Regions from separate parts of the Mus musculus genome. Here region 2 is linked to region 1. A link is a loop called in an ENCODE intact Hi-C map of the cell type or tissue named here. Cell type or tissue: heart. All regions are shown on one strand. Links, peaks and the distances in the headings refer to the core of each region. The heading gives the core; the rest is flanking DNA. Region 1 has its middle 37 kb from the start of Cry1. Region 2 holds the start of Gm40730 (a long non-coding RNA gene).

Region 1 (8,340 bases), core at 139-8,138:
GGAAATTCCTGTCTCGTAATACTTCACTTGTGAAGGGTTAATATATGATGTCTACAGCTGGGCTTTATAATGTTCTTAAAGGGACAGGCCCTCACATTTACTTGTTAGTGAGACTACGCTAACGTTTCTGGAAAACAAATTTCTACTGTGCAGTTCTTGGTGATGTACCTATCCCCCATCAACGAAGCCAAGGAGTCAATAAAAGCTATTGCCATCAAACAAGTCATAAGTCTCCTTTCTAGAAGTCACTTCCGTTCTAGGTTGACCTCTCATTGCTGTTCTGACTTCATTACAAGGTCACTTCCCTACGTGTCATTTTTAGCAGTTCGAGAGTCTTGCGCGCGCTCGACTGGCCAGGAAGAACTACGCTGCAACAGGATCCTTCTGCACACGTTTATTGGGAGAGCTTGATTGTAGAGGCGAAAAGACCCCGAGCCCAGAACTGGTACTGCTTATATAGGCCTAGGAGAGGTGTGTCTCACATCTGATTGGTTAACTTGTCTCTCATCTTGGCAAAAGAACCTTCACTGTCTATGTATGTGTGGTGGCCAGCAGTAGCCAACTGCCACTCTGCAACTGCCACTCTGCAACGGCTTCCCACAGGAGAGGAACATGGTGGTGATTAAAACCGGATCCTTGGGGGATATTTGCTCATTTCCTTCACAGCTCCTCCTTTTGCCTGAATTCCATCCAAGAAATTGCTCCATAGGGAAAGCCAATGTGCACCAAACTTGAGCTCTCCCAGCTCCATAGAGAGAGGATGTGACAGAGCCCAAAGGGCCCCTCCATGGGGCTGACAGTGTTCACACTCTGTCCCCGATCTCATTTCCAACCAAGCCTTTAGTAACAATTTACAAGAGGGCCTTCTTTAAAACATGCACATATTTATGACACTGCAAATGGAAGGGGAAAATACAGTGGAGTTTAGATCGAAATGCTTTTCTTGAGTTCTGAGGAGTAATCATTGCTGTATTTCTAGTGCTCAGAGCTGGGAAGCCACTTCAAACAATTCCTGTGTGTGTAGGAGTGCTTGCCTGCATATGTATTATAGCACATGCGTGCTTGGTGCCTGCGGAGACCAGAGGTGGGCACTGGAGTTACAAACAGTTATGAGTTGCCACATGGATTCTGGGAATGGAACCTGAGTCCTCTGCATTGATTGCTGTCAATCACGGATGCATTGCACCAACCCCTTCATCTTCATTTATAAAAGCCACAGATCTCTGGCTACCATTGTGATTTTATCTAGGAAATGAGGAGAATGAGGACCAGAGGGAACCAATGGACTGGCTGTGAGTCACAGACAATTTCAAACAGAGCTGGGGCATGTGATGTTCCCAGAAAAAAAAAATGCTGCACCTGTGTTAAACGTTCTATAAGTCTGATGGAGTCATTGTGAAGAGTTGGAATGTTGCAAGTCCAGAGCCAAAATTATTGTGATCCGTCTTAGAGCTCTAAAGAAGCATCCATTGTCCACCTCTTTGTGTGATCCAACACCTTTTGTGACTGCTAGATAAGTCCTTAGGATGTACTAACAGATGCCACTGGGTAGCATCTAAGGCCTTTAGAAGATATTTCTCTGCTTTGCTCTAACCCACCTACCTATGGTCCCTACCACCACGTCTGTTAAATTCCTTGGTTTATGACGTCCTTTGTTCTGTAACAAATACAGTCTCATGTGACCACTTCCACAGTAGAATATGGCATCTGGGGGGTAGCCTGAGTCTGTGTTCCTGAACTGTGGTCACTCATACTTGGTTCATAATGGCCATGTCTTATTCCCTTTGTGGTAAGGGTATGGTCTTTTTGCATTGGTGGACAAAGCTGTCAGTCTCCCAGTCTAACTCAGTGCCGTTTCTACTATGTCATTCTGGCCTTTGAATGTCCTTGTCAGTGTTGACTGAAGAATCTGACATTTGGGTCATTATTGTTAATAGCTATCACCACGTTGGAGGCCTCCCAAGAACTCTTGCTGCTTCCTCCGTCCTGACGGCTTACCCAGGAAAGTGTTCTTATTTTCCCATCTTATGATTGCGAAGACGGAGCAACAGAGGACAAATAATTTCCCTTGCATCTTAAAGGATAGTGATGTAGAGCTGAGATTTAAATTCAGTTCTCTCTGATTTACTCACAATGCAAACTCATACACTTAAGATCATTGGAATTCCCCAGAGCCATCTTTTCTTGGAAAAGAGTATCTAATAGCATCTTTTAAGGCTGCTGGCCTTAAATGATCTTGCGTGATATGAGTAACATTGTTACCAGGATCTCAGTCTCTTCGAATGCCTTTTCCCTGCCTGGGTCACAGTGGAGTCAGGTGTAATCCTTTTTACTTAGGCCCCTCCCCTCTTCGTTACTAACCTCCTTATGTGTGTTTCACACAAAATTCTTCGATTAATTTGGGGGATAAACTGGCAGCACCAGGGAATCAAAACAGTAATTTTAGCACCCTGGAGGGGTAGCTGCTGAGGACATCATGTGGCAAGCCAGGGATGGTTGGGCAAGACAAGAGCGTGGAGCCCGTGTGGGCTGTTTCCTTCCTTAACCCCCCAGATCCAGGCAGGCAAAACATCTCATAAACAATCTCTTCCATGGGCTTCGCTGCCAGCTCGGAATGGGCTTGGAGTCTATTTGGCTTGCTTTTTAAAGAGGGTGTGAGTGAAACGCTGTCGTTTAAAACTGACCAGAACCCGTGCTATGAGAACAGGTGGACCTGAATTTGGAGCAAATTAAAGGTGAGGCTGAGTTTCAAAGCAAACACAACTGGAGAGCTTGTTTGACTTTAGAAAAATGTTCAATTACCCTTGGGATTCCTTAAAGCGGGATGTCCCTCGCTGCAATTAAAATGTAAATCTCCCTATTTAATTTTGGCTAGCACACATGACCCTTCAAGAATATGCTTGCCTTACCAAGTCAAGGAAGCTTTGTAAAGCAGAAGACAGATTTTCAGCAAAAGACCTGTTGTTTCTTATAAAAACTAAGGCCCAGAAAGCGCTTCTTCCTATTTTTTAATGGTAAAGCTACAATAGAAACCTCATTCATGAGAGAGATCTTGTTTTGAAGTATCATGTAAGACTCTTTTCTAAAACACACTGAGGTTGGTCGAGAACAGGTGCTTGTACAAGCCGAGGCTAGGCGTTGCTGCAAAACCCTGCACCAGTAGGTGGCGCTCTAAGAAAGAGATTACCTTACGGCAAAGGCCAACACCTTGGGGCTTGAAAGCAAAACTGCACTCCTCTCCTGTCTCTTTTTGAAGGCAAAGGCTTTGCTCGCCTCCTTGGAGAGTCTCAGGTTCCCTGCCCTGACTGTCCATCTCTGCAGCGTTATTCGCGCAGATCGGTACCCACAATAACATTTCTTTTAGAACTGTGGGGTAGGGAAGTGAGGCCACACCTGTTATGTAAGACCTTAGCTTGCAGCCTCTGATTCCCGAATCACAGAATGTATTAGCTATTTCGTCGTGTTAAATGAGGATGCTGAGACTGAAATGGAGAATCCAGACTGCCTATCTCCTTGCTTCAGGTTGCGTGCCTCCCAGCTTTTGGGTACGATGTTAGGAGCTTATGGAGGAGGAAATGATGGCAGCCACGTGTGGGGACAGAACGGCTTGTTTTAAAACGGACTGTTTTCCTCTGATTTTCTTTTTCCTCTGCTCTTCTAGTCGTGTCCTCCTAGCAGAACAGATGACAAATGTTAGCTAGTGAGTCTGTCTTAGGTTTCATTTCTGCCAAACTGCCATTTCCCTGATCAGCCACACTTGCTTGTATATAAACCCTGTATCGTGGATTCCCGTGTGCTTGGAAGCACTCCAGGAGGGAAGGGCATGGAAATGAACAAAGCAGACTCTGGCTCTTATAAAGGAAGGAGAAAATAAGTAAGCCAAGCATTTAGCACGTGAATGATGATTACCAGGGAGAAAACCCAACAGCAGCAAAGCAAAGAGAGCTACAGTGTTCAGAACAGCAGCAACTGGGTCAGAGAGAGGCTCATTGAGAGGGCCACCTAGTGATGAGGAAACTCTGAATTTAGAAACAGTAGGGAGACTACTAGATACTACTTGTGTGCGTGCACATGCGCGAGTGTGTGCATGAGTGTGTGCACGCGTGCTTATGAGTGTGCATGTGTGTTCACGTATGTGTGAGTGTATGTGTGCCTGTGTATGCACATGTGTGTCCCCACCTGTACCAATGCTTCTGCCGAGGGAGGCTCATGTCAAGCATGTCACGTTTCAGACTCTTTCATTCTGCCTGGATGCCAGCAATCAAGTCCCAGATGTTTCTGTCTCTCCTTTCCTAGGGAGATTAATCCATCCATCCCCTTTCCATGACTTTATCTCCATCCTCTGTGGTTATATGAACCATCACTTGCTTACGGAAGACTTAATAGCTAACAGTTACATATAACCAACTACAAGCCATATTTATCTTCCTGGGTCTGGGTTACCTCACTCAGGATGATAATTTTCTAGTTCTATCCATTTACCTGTGAATTTCAAGATTTCATTTTTTTTAATGGCTGAGTAATACTCCATTGTGTAAATTTACCACATTTTCTTTATCCATTATTCTGTTGAGGGGCATCTGGGCTGTTTCCAGTTTTGGGCTATGATAAATAGAGCAGCACTACACATGGCTGAACATGTGTCTCTGTTGTAGAATGAAGCATTCTTTGGGTATATGCCCAAGAGTGACAAGCTGGGATCTTGAGGTGGACCTATTCCCAGCTTCCTGAAAACTGCCATACTGATTTTCATAAGGCCTGTTCAACTTCACACTTCCACCAGCAACGAATGGATTTCTTCCACATCCTTGACAACATAAGCTGCCATTTGCTTTATTGTTGATGGCCATGCTGACTGGTGTAAGATGAGATCCCAAGGTAGATTGTTTTAACACTTCTCTGATAACTAAGGATATTGAATATTTCTTTAAGTGATTCCCAGTCATTCGAATTTCCTCTTTTGAGAATCCTCTGTTTAGATCTATACCCCATTTTTAAATTGGACTGTTTGCTTTCTTGATATCCATTTTTTTAGTTCTTTATATATTTTAGATATTGGCCCTCAATCCTATGCTTAGTTAGTAAAAACTTTACCCATTCCATAACTTGCTGCTTTTTGTCCAAATGATGATGTCTTTGCCATACAGAAGCTCCACAGACCTGTTTTGAAGCTCAAATCTGTGATAAGGTATATGGGATGGATCCAGTTCTTTTCAATGTGATACCATTCTGAAGTTTTATTTTTCTCATTCGATGCTTCCAACTATGCTATGTCATATTCCTTTCCCCCTGGGAAGGGCTCCTTCAGTGACTTCTTGGGTAGATTTAATAACTTTCTAGTTGCCTAGGTGATGTGGATACTCTTGTTTCAAAGTGTACATGACTGTTCCTTTCCATGACCCCATTGTCAGACTTGATTGACAGTTCTGTTCTTGGTCCCACACAGATGACTTTCTCTGTAGCCCCAGTGAGGTTGGAGTGGAGGGCCAGAGATGACCCTGAGACAACCTATTTTTTATTCCAGGGATCCTGGGCACATGCCTCATCTCTTCCCTTCGGCTCAGCCCGATTCTATCTAATGATAGTGGCAATCTCCTTGCAAGCACCGTGTAGTCTTTTCTATGTGGATGGCCACTCTCAGTTTTCATCCTTTAGGACCACGCCCCCTGGTTAACCTGGCCTAGAGGCCCTTAGAATGCCTGCTCAACTGTTTATGTTTATGTTGGTACCTCAGCTTTTTCCAAAGTCTTGTGTACCACTCTAGGGCCTCAGAGGACTGGGATAAATGGAGGCTTGTTCTGTCTTCTTCCTAGTCATATCGTAGTGTACTGTGGGCATTTTGTCTTCCTGTGGTTCTTCTACCAAGATGCTTCCCTTTAGTTATAGTAAGTAAGCAGTGTCCTTTTACCAAAGATCCTGAAATCTAAGGCTACACCCATGAAGCATCCTCTATTCCCCCCAGAATAGAGAGAGAAACAAAAAGGTTGATGTGCCATTTCTAGGTCTCTAGAACATTCTTCAAGAGGTCTTACCACATTATGCTTGCCTCGAGAGAAAAACAGAGTATTAGAGATTAAAAAAAAATCCAAGTCATTAGAGAAGGGGATGCCCTTCTTGTTGGGACAAGATAACAAGAATGTTATAGCCAGGGTGGTGGTTTAAATAGCAGAGGTTTAAATTTCACAGCCCTGGAAGTTAGAAGTTTGAGGTTAGTGTCCCAGCGTGTTTGGGGGTCCAGCGAGGACCATCTTTCGGGCTTACAGAGTGCTACCTTCTTAAGGTGTTTGGATCGCTTCCTGTTTTGTGAGGCTATGAATCCCATCAACAGGACCCTATCTTCATGGCATCTTTTAACCTGTTATCTTCTGAACACCCCATCTCCAACACCCACTACGTTGGAAGTTAGGGCTTGAACATAGGGCTCTGGGGAACACTGTTCATCCAGTCTGTGTCACTTAATGTTACAAAGGGGTTCCTGGCATATGGAAAGTGACATTTTCTTACCAATATACTGAACTACAATAATATCTTTTCTCCCTTACAGTAATATACTTTTCATACCATATATCTGATGTGAGGGGTGATTAGTTATAGATGAGGTATATGTGCTGCCTAGGGCCCTTTCAGAAATCCCTGCATGGGTGCCAATGAGCTCAATGTCTAGTAGCTCCTAGAAAGTTCCTTGAACTTAAAAATTTGGGCTGTCCAATGTTTTTTGGCTTTCAGCTTTGGACCTCAGCTTCTGGAAAACAACTTGAGCAACAACGTCATCTTGGAGTCTAGCTGCATGTTAGAAAGAACTTTCTATTACAAATGCACATTTTCACTCTTCTGCAGTGGCTAGGCAACGAGAATTAGCACAGTGAAGATGAAAAGTTTTATAATCCTGGATTATGGAAATAAACTGCAAAACAAATATACAATCTAGTGAGAGGTAGGGAACCTGGAAAATCACAGCTTCGACTGAATGCTCTGGGAAGCCATCGCTGAAAAGATGAGGTTTGAGCTATGACGAAAGTGGCAATATGGTGGGAGCAGAGAGCTTGGGAAGGCATATGTGAGTGTGTTGGCTTTCAGGAGGAACAGCAGATCTGTGTGGTCAGAGTTCAGGGAGGCAGGAAGTGAGGGCGTGGACGTGTGCAGGGTTTAAAGGCTATCTCAACAAGGGATTTTGTTTTAATGTACAAAGCGTGATAGCCATTCTTGATTGTCACCTTGATTGTCACCTTGGCTATATCTGGAATGAGCTCTAGCCCGGAAACGGAGAGCACATCTATGAGAGATTTTCTGCTTGGCTAGAATTGGGTAGTCCACTTCTAGTGTGGACCTTTGTGGTAGGAAGACACATACCTTTGATCTGGATCTTGAGGTGGAAAGACACATGCCTTTAATATGGTCCATACCTTCTGCTGGAAGTCTATGGAAGGACATAGAAGAAGGGCGGTTTTGTTTCTCACCTGCTTTCCCTCACCTTGCTAGCACGTCCATTCCTTCACTGACACTGGAGACGGCTTCTTTGGGATTCCAGTGGATACAGAAGAGCAGCTGAGACATCAGGTCTTATGAGACTGAGTGCCTACTAGACCCTCGGGCTTTCCATCCACAGCAGCAAACCACTGTTGGATTTGGTGGACTGCAGTCTTTTATTCCAATAAACCATGTGTGTGTGTGTGTGTGTGTGTGTGTGTATTCATGTATTCATTCTGTAAGTCCTGTGACTCTAGACACCTAACTAATACCTAAAGAAAGTCCACTGTAACTTTTTAAGGCACATAGGAGTTTCACTGACTAGCTTATCCTATAAAAGGTCTCCCTCCATAAATAAGGAGAACTGGCTGTGACGAGATATGATGCATTGAATGGTGGCCCGCATTCTAATCCCTGGAAGCTGTAAATGTGAACGTAGCTTTCAAGAAGCTTCTCTGCAGACATAGATAAGAAATTCAAAATGAGATAACGCTGGATCAGCCGATGGCTTCCAAATCCGGTAAAAAGTGTTCTTATAAAAGCCAGAAGAGGTGCCACATGGGGGAGAAGTCACTGAGAAGGTGAAGGCAGAGACTGGCATGGTGCTGTCACAGTTTAGGGATGCTTGGAATCACTAGATCTGATGATTAGTGTTTGTCAGCTTATCACAAACCAGAGAGTCATCTAGGAACAGGGAACCCCAGTGGAAGAATGTGCGTCATTAAGTTGGCCTGTTGGCCTGTCTGTGGAACACTATCATAGTTAATGATAGCATAGGAGAGCCAGCCCCATTGTGTGTAGTGCCAGCCCTGGGCAGGAGCCCTGGACTCTATATGAAAGCGGGTTGTATAGGCCAAGGAAAACAAGTATACC
Region 2 (8,340 bases), core at 267-8,266, 120 kb after region 1:
AACGGGGAGTCATAGTTGGCCAACTCTAAATCACACCTCCACCCCTGTGGCCTGAGGACAAGAGTGGCAGTGTCACTAGCAATCCAGAGACACCGAGTGAAATGAGGAGGCATGAAGACAGCGGAAGGAAGGGCCCCATACAGACAGGATGAGCACTTATCTTCCTTCACTCAACGCTCCCTCCATCCATGGAGCTCATCCAGACAATGGTGAAGGGGAAGGAGGAAGAAGGAGGGAGGAAGAAAGGGAAGGAGGGAGGTGAGGAGGGAGAATACAGTATTATTTCCATGGGTGCTGTGATGGTTTGAAAATGCTTGGCCCAGGGACTGGCAATAATGGGAGGTGTGGCACTGTTAAAGGAAATGTGTCACTGGGGATGGGCTTTGGGGTTTCAGAAGTTCAAGCCAGGCCCAGTGTCACTCTCTCTTCCTAATGCCTGCAGATCTCAGCTATGTCTCCAGTACCATGTCTGCTTTTTATGCTTCCTGCCCTGACATTAATGTGTAAGCCAATCCCAATTAAATGTTTCCTTATATGAATTGCTTGTGGTCATGCCTCTTCACAGCAGTAAAACTCTAAGACAGACCCCAACCCTGCAATGTGACAGCATTTAAAGGGAGAGCCCTTGGTAGGTAATCATGAACAGAATTAGTGTGCTTATATAAAAGACGTTGGCTTCATACTTCCCACTATATGAAGTCTGAGCGAGGAGAAGCCGACTTTCATCAGTTTCTGAACCTACTGAGGCTTTCTTTAGTCTGTTCAGCTTTTAGAGTGGTAAGAAATAAATTTTTTCCAAGACTATGGTTGGTTTGCCTATGGTCGATTTTTTTTTTATGGCACACACACACACACACAGACACACAGACTTCATGGTCCTTCCTCTCTATAGTATTATGGAATACTCTAGAAAGTTGTTATGGGAAATATTAAAAAAGAACGGCAAGTTTCCGTGCTACACCCAACTACTCTCAGCCCCAGGAGGACTGAGAGTAGGAGCCAAGGGGTAGAGGCTGGGAGAACAGATTGGCCACGGGGGGTGGGGGGAGAAAGAATTCTTAAGGGAGTTCAACTGGGCAATGCAAGCCCTAACTGCAAGTATTAGTTGGGATCATGGCTGGGAGGGAACCAGATTTGCTTAGGGCTTAATATAAATCAATTGACTGCCCAGATACTGAAGGGAAGCCATAAAATAAGTCTTGGATTCTCTGTGTGGTTACTGGGAATTAGCTAGGATAAGGAAATGCAGCTGCTGGATTAATTTACTATTTAGATATATATTAGAAATAATTCATTTTACAGCCACTAGCCACACTAAGTTGTAGAGCTATAAAGACACTCTGTCAAAGTGTACAGATCACCAGAAGACCCTCTTTTCTCCTCCTCAGCCAGGCCTGTTCAGGACCCAAATTTACAATATTACGCTGTGGTCTTTCTACTTTTCATGGTACCCCAGGATTCCAACTCATCTCTGAGAACAGCGGACTTTGCCTATAGACTCTGTAATTCCATAAAGATCCAGAGAGGGAGCAAGTGTCCCGTTTTTGCAAGCACTGCAATGAGTGATTTTCTAGGGATTGTGGGGAGGGAGGGTAGGCGGGAGAGCAGGTGTGTGGGTGGGGTGGGTGAGGAAGGCAGTTCTTAGACTAGGGACCATAAACTGAAGGGAGGGCAGTGCCTCCATGACCCTTGGTTGGGTTACATTTGCCTTCCCAACTGTGTTGGCTTTGGTATAACATAGTGGTAGGTGATGATGCTGGTAGCCTAGCATGAATGAGCATTGTTCATACCCTCAAGTCCTAGGAGACTGAATCCTTTGACACTGAACACTCACAAGAAGAAATAAAACAATTTAATTTCACTTAAAATCTAAAAGAAGTGAAAATTATTGAATTTAGTGAGCCTCAATTCAGGAGACATTTTTACAGTCCTGTTTGTGGTGGAACAGGCAGGATATGTACAGAACTTTCACTGCAGACCGAAGATGCCTATCTTAAGAAAAGAGCTCGTCTCCATCGGACGTCTCCATCGGAGCTGTAAGCTGGGTGAGCCATTGCTTGCTCAGAGCACCATTTCCGCTCGCAGGAACAGCAGGCACAGAAAGCACTGGGACACTCACTGGGGTATTTGCCATCTGGTTTTTTTTTTTTTTTTTTTTTTTTTTTGAGAATGTATAAGGGCTCCTGCCACTTCCAAGGGACATTTTGTCCCCAGTAGTTTTGTTGCCAACAACCAAATTTAGTTTTCAAGCAGAAACTGGAATTATATAAAATCTGCATCTGGAGTTATGATCCTGGAGCTTCACGTTCTCTAATGATGTTCTGGTGTCAGATGAATGTCATCTGGGGCTAAAATGATAAGACATGTCAATTTGGAAGATACAGCCAAGTGAACTGATACTTCCAAAAGACAGATCAATATATGATGTTACAATGAGTAAAAGATTCATCTGCACAGGAGGGAATCTAAAGAATTTTAATGTAACAAAGAATAAAGGCACATGACACATTTGGATTCATAGATATCCTTAATTTTTTTGCTATCATGTTTGTCAAGTTTTGGTGCAATATCAAAGAATTTCCATAGCCTGGAAACACACACACACACACACACACACACACACACACACACACACACACACACACACACGAGTCGTCCTTTTTATTGTGAGTCAGATCCTTCTATCTGAACTCAAAGAAAGACAAAGCAATAGCATAAAAGCAGAGACATGTACTAGAATACAGCTGTTGGTGGTATTGGTGGTATGAGACTACCACCCTCTCTGTAGCAAAAACATATTTCTGTTTCTTTTAATATGTTAGAAAGGAAGTATTTTAATGTTCTAAGTTTATTTTCTGTCTTTAACATTTAGTGTATGCATGTGCTTATATATGCACCACAGCCTGTGTAGGGAGATAAGGAGGTCAGAGGGCAACTTGTGTTGTCAGTTTTGGGTGCAGCCATGACTAGTGAAAGATGGCGAGAGCCATGGAGCCCCCGGCAGCGGTGGGACGCAGCCCAGCAATGCTGAGCCTGATGCTGTTCTCGCCTCTGTCTGTCTTTCTCCTTGGGTTTCTGATCTCTCCGTGTTGCACTCGTGGGGTCTTCCTCACCTTGGAGTAAGGTCGTCCGTACTCCTCCTCCAGAGTCTTCATCACCATGGAGATTGTAAGAAGCACAGAAAAGTTGGATAATCCCCGAGTTCTCCTGGCACTCCTGCCCCTAAGCAAGCTGAGAAACAATAGATTCGGCAACAGAACAGATTACAGGTTTCTTCTATATGTAGTCTACAGGACGCTGCCCTCAGATAACAAAAATAACACAATTAGTTTGCCTAAAACAGACTTTGATAGTATAGAGAGATGGCATAAAATTAATATAAAAGAAATATAAGAATTTACCAATCATAAGGAGACTGGCTCACATAAAGTTACAGTGAGGTCTTTTAACTAAAAAACACAGAGAAAACAAGTGAAGAGACCAAGCAACCCTGCAGCCTGGGAGAGAGAGCTTCCGAGCTTTGAAACCAGGCTAACTCACAAGCTGTACCTCCAGCATGGTGCCTTGTTCAAGGACTGGGAACTTGCTGAAATTGATTCCAACATTTTCCTATCTCTTTAATGTTCCACTCTCCTGAAGACTAAGATGTCCTACGCCATAAATGCTCACATAGTCTAAAATGATCTGAGATTGATAATGCCTATCTTCTGTGCACTTGGAACACTGCCTGGGAATAAAACAAGATGATCCGTATGTCCTCTGAAACCATAAGTTTGACTTTTTTGTGGAATCTGTATAAATAAACATTCTGGCCGCAGGTCAACCAGAGATGCAAGGTTCACCCAGCCATGGTCTCTGACTCAATGATCCATTGCTCCCCTCCAGTTGCTCCGTGTCTCCTCTGCTAGGTCCTGTCTGACTGCTAGGATTGGCTCCCAGCAAGTATTTTTCTGTTATGGGAAATCTTGGGATAGACCCTGGGGAGTCAACTTGGCAGCAAGTTTCTATGCCTGCTAAGCCATCTTTTTGACCCTTTTAGTTTTGAATACTGTGAATATACATACATACATACATACATACATACATACATACATACATACATACATATATATAATCTTTTTGAACTTATCCATAACTTTGAAGAATAAAAGTGGGCCTTGTGACAAAAAAAAAAAAAAAAAAAAAAAACTGGCTGTCATGTTAAGACAGGGAAACATTGAGCTCTGTGCTGTAGGGAAAGGGAATTTTCCCTTCTCAATACAGCAGGCAGAGCGCCACAACCCCCTCCCTGTTTTAAAGTACAGGAGTTTCTGTTAAGAAGTCCTGGGTGGATATCTGACTCTAGATCTCTTTAGATATTTGGGTATCAGTAACTTTGATTCATTGCCTTAGCTATTCATTCAAGGAGCTAGGAAGCTTCTGTCTAATATCTTGTTAAGTAATATCTAGTAGTTTGGTAACATATTTTTTCCACCTTTGTGAGAGAGTAATTTCATCTCATGGCACAGATATGGCCTTACTATAAAATACATATTGCCAATATTGATCAGGCAGAGAGCAGAGGCTGAGAGGGGGCGTAGATTTTTGAAAAGAAGAAAGACTTTTATTACAGTCATGGCTTTCCTATTTATAGAGTAACTGGGCAAATTACCTAATCTTTAAAATCACATTTTCTGTAGAAGTTGGATAAAAATACATGCCTTCCTGTTGATTATTTATTTAAATCGTGTTGTAACGAATAGCCAATGGAATGGTCTGTTCTTGTTCTCGTTATCGCTGTTAGTGGTGGAGAAAGTTAGAATCCTCTGAGACAGACAGCCCAGCTTGCTTTTGGAGTTCTTGATGGCAGCATCTCTACATTCTTTCTACAAAGAGACTGAGTGGCAGAGAGCAGCAGAGCCACTTGAGAAGATGGTTGTCTAGCATCCTCTTCTTCATGCCACCCCGAGAAGAGGAAATGCTTCCACCAGGTTCAATGGCATACATCTTCCTTTGGCCTTTCCCTTATCTAGTTCTTGAAATGGACCACGATTGACCTCACTCCCAAGCCCACCACGGGAATCACATCTCACTAACAGTGGGAAAATAAACAGCTGGCTACATTTTATAAAGTAAGGATTCACCAAATAAAAGGCTGTGGGGATGTGCAGGGACTTTTCTCGTGAGTATTCTAACTCTTTTTTAAGAGCAGGGATCCAGGAGGGGATTTTTATGGAATGACGTGAGAAAATGGTGTGTTTCCTCATGCTGCTAAAATGGAAGCCTTGGGTCCTTTTCGTAGCGGAGGCGGGCAGGTTAATGTGTTGGGGGGATGTGGCTCGTGCATCTCAGCAGCTGGCTCAATTACCTCCTGTTCATGCTGCGCTTTGGGGCTTGGAACACGCGCCTGGTGGAATTTTAACCTTGGTGGAGGACTTTGTTCTTCCACGTGGCTGCCTGCTTTTAGCCTTCCTATTTCCGGTACTTCTCAAAAGGGGGGATGCTGGCACGGTGGGTAGGAGGACATCACCCCATGTGTTTTCTTGTAAAAACAAGGGAAATGAAATGAGGCAGGGAAGATGATAAGATACGAGGAGCTCTGGGGATAATAAGAATGAACTGGGGAGAAGAATATCAATAATGACGTGCTCTGGTGGGAGGTCGGCTTGATTACAAATTACTTGACTGGAAGTAACAGAAAATCACTCAAGTAAAATGTGTATTTATTTAATATAAGGCAGAAGCTATACCTCATGGGCCCCAAAGGTTTAAGGAACCCCAGAGAAGTGAAAAGGTATTAAATTCAGTTTTCTTGTTTTAAATTCTTAAATGCTGTGTATACTGTATAATCTTAAACAAACCACTTGTCCCTCGGGTCACTACTTTTCTTCCCCATAAAGAATAGAAAGCAAGAGAATGTAGACTTTTGGGTTATTATGCTATTTAAATGAATGGTTATATGGAGATTAGACAAGTGCTTAACATAGTCAAGCCTTTAATAGATGGTAATCATTCGGTATTTGTGTAATAGCTACCTAATTTCAGACCAGCTCTCCTGCCAAGGACAACGGAAAAAGCTGGTTGGAATAATACTTCAGAAAACTACCGAGGCTGTAAAGATGCAAGAGCCCAAGATCTCAGAAAGAAGGGAAGCAAGGACTGAGGAGCCTGACTGGCCTTTACCTGCAAGCACACCTTGGCAGTCAAGCATCGTCTGGGATCCCAGAGAACTGAACAGCAAGGATGATCAAGTAAAAGCCCGATGACTACTTCCAGTAGACTCATGAGGCTGCAGGGATCAGAAAGGAGTAAGGGTCTGCCAAAGGGAAGGAGCCAAGGTGTTTGTTTGTTCCTTGATGTTTGAGCTGCACTGTGAGACCCTATGTCAAAAATAAAGTTCAGAAATATGGCTTAGCTAGGAGTCCGTTTTTCTTCATAAAGGCTGGAGCCTGGTTTTCAGTGCAGGCCATCACTGACTTAACAAGTTTGTCTGTTTGCCTTTCCCTGGCTACTTAACCTCTGGAGGAAGACAGCACTGCCTGGAGCTTTACATGCAGCTGGAGGTCCATCTACAGTTGCCAGACTCACACATGCTCAATCACACGGAAACAAACACAGGGAATTTTAAATTGGTAAGTGAAGATTCCAGAACTTGCAACGCCTGGGGTTCTATTGAGTTTCAATATGTGGAGTCTCGTGATCAGGTTACAAAGAGCTGAAAGGGTTAATGAGTTGATGAATTTGTCAGGAGCAAGCACATAGACTAAGAGAGCATGAAAACATGGGGAAAAAATGAAAATGAAGTTAGGAATCTAGGAGAGATGAGGGATGGACAGTAAAACTGCGCACACAGGTGCGTGGAATCCCAGAAGAACAAGACAGAGAAAGGAGGAAGCCAGTATGTGGAAAAGCAGTGATGGGGTTCCCCTAAACTGATAAAAGACATTACTCAACTGGCTCGAGCTTGGTAGAAGATAGATGGAAAACATAAATATATGGGTACATTGAGTGTTCAAGATAACAATATATTTTAAACCTTTATTGGCATATAGTCACTGTACATAATGGTGGGGAGGTTTTTTGTTTGTTTGTTTGGCTGATTGGTTAGTTTTGTTTTTTTGACACAGGGTTTCTCTGTGTAGCCCTGGCTGTCCTCGCACTCATTCTATAGACCAGGCTGGCCTCGAACTCCCTTTTCTCCCTCTCCCCACTCTTCACAATCATTTTCCCAGACAAACTTCTAGTTTCCTGTCCCATATACACACATTTTTGTATATCTCATAAATAGAACATATGAAGCGTACGGTTTTTGTCTTTTTGTCTGATGTAACTCTCTTAATATGATGAGATCCAGTAAAACAATACAGTTTGAAGCTTTTCATTGTACCTAACAGTGTTACATAAGGATATTCGCATACTTGTGGATCCTCTAAGCTCATTGGCCAGCCAACCCAGATGAACTGAAAAGCTCTGGATTCAATATGAGACTCTGTTCCCCCAAACATAGAGGAAACAGATGAGAGAGTCACCCAGTATCAATCTCTGGCTTCCACAGGCACATGTAGACACACAGATACACCTACACCGAACACACAGAAGCTGGCATAGTTATTATTAACATTCAATAGTGCAGACTTTTAGGGAAGAATTTATAGCAACATAAGGAAGTATTTCAGAATGGTAAAAGGCCAGTGCACAATAAATTATAAATTTGTGCATTTTTACGGACTGTGAAGAAACATCTCAAAATGAAGAAAGCAGGGAAAGAATTAAAAAGAACAGACAAATCCATATGCATGGCTGGGGACTTTAACTTTCTCAGTCACAGGTAGAACAAGGATAGGGAAGCCAGCATGATTATGAAGTGGCCTAGTTGATATATATAGAACATGAGATCCAACAACCACAGCGAAAACCCTTCCTGCATACAGTCTCAACAAGTTTCAAAGGATGGACACAAAGAACTGCGCTCTCTGCCACAGAGGAACTCAGCCAGAAATAAATAACAATGCTCAAGTAGGACATGGCTAAGTATCTGGAAATTAAACAATCAACTTTCAAATGACCAAAGACAAATCTGAAGATTTTCAGGACGGAAAAGTTTTATGAAAACAGACATATCTAACTTGGTGGGGAAAGGAGCTTAAAGGGAGAGCGGGGAGCTTGAAATGTTTATATGGGGGGGGGGAATAAAAAAAAAATCCTAACTCAATTATTGTATTAGCTCCCATGGTTTGAACATTTCCTTCAAATCTCATGTTGAAATCCAGTTGCCAGAATGCCACTAGGAGGTAGGGGCTGATGAGATCACAAGAGTTCACATCATCGTGGGTTAATGCCATCACCACAGGAGCTACATAA

Evidence for each region. Peaks named below come from ENCODE experiments on the same cell type or tissue, not always from the same donor. Only the 100,000 strongest peaks of a DNase experiment are listed, where the experiment ranks them.
Region 2: a loop joins it to region 1, with 2.8 times the contacts of the local background. A loop is called at or near these places in 3 of 42 quality-filtered maps.

The regions. Positions count from the first base shown.
Region 1 is chr10:85,217,932-85,226,271 of GRCm38, forward strand. No RefSeq gene overlaps it. Among named protein-coding and RNA genes, the nearest start is that of Cry1, 37 kb to the left of the region's middle. In heart, for the core only: no CTCF peak of the experiment used is centred there; no DNase peak of the experiment used is centred there; H3K27me3 peaks cover 1,273 bases.
Region 2 is chr10:85,333,560-85,341,899 of GRCm38, forward strand. Gm34712 (a long non-coding RNA gene) reads right to left here. Exons shown (of 3, transcript XR_380648.3): 2 at 3,114-3,231. Gm40730 (a long non-coding RNA gene) reads left to right here and starts at 5,454. Exons shown (of 2, transcript XR_871919.1): 1 at 5,454-5,490; 2 at 6,011-6,393. In heart, for the core only: no CTCF peak of the experiment used is centred there; no DNase peak of the experiment used is centred there.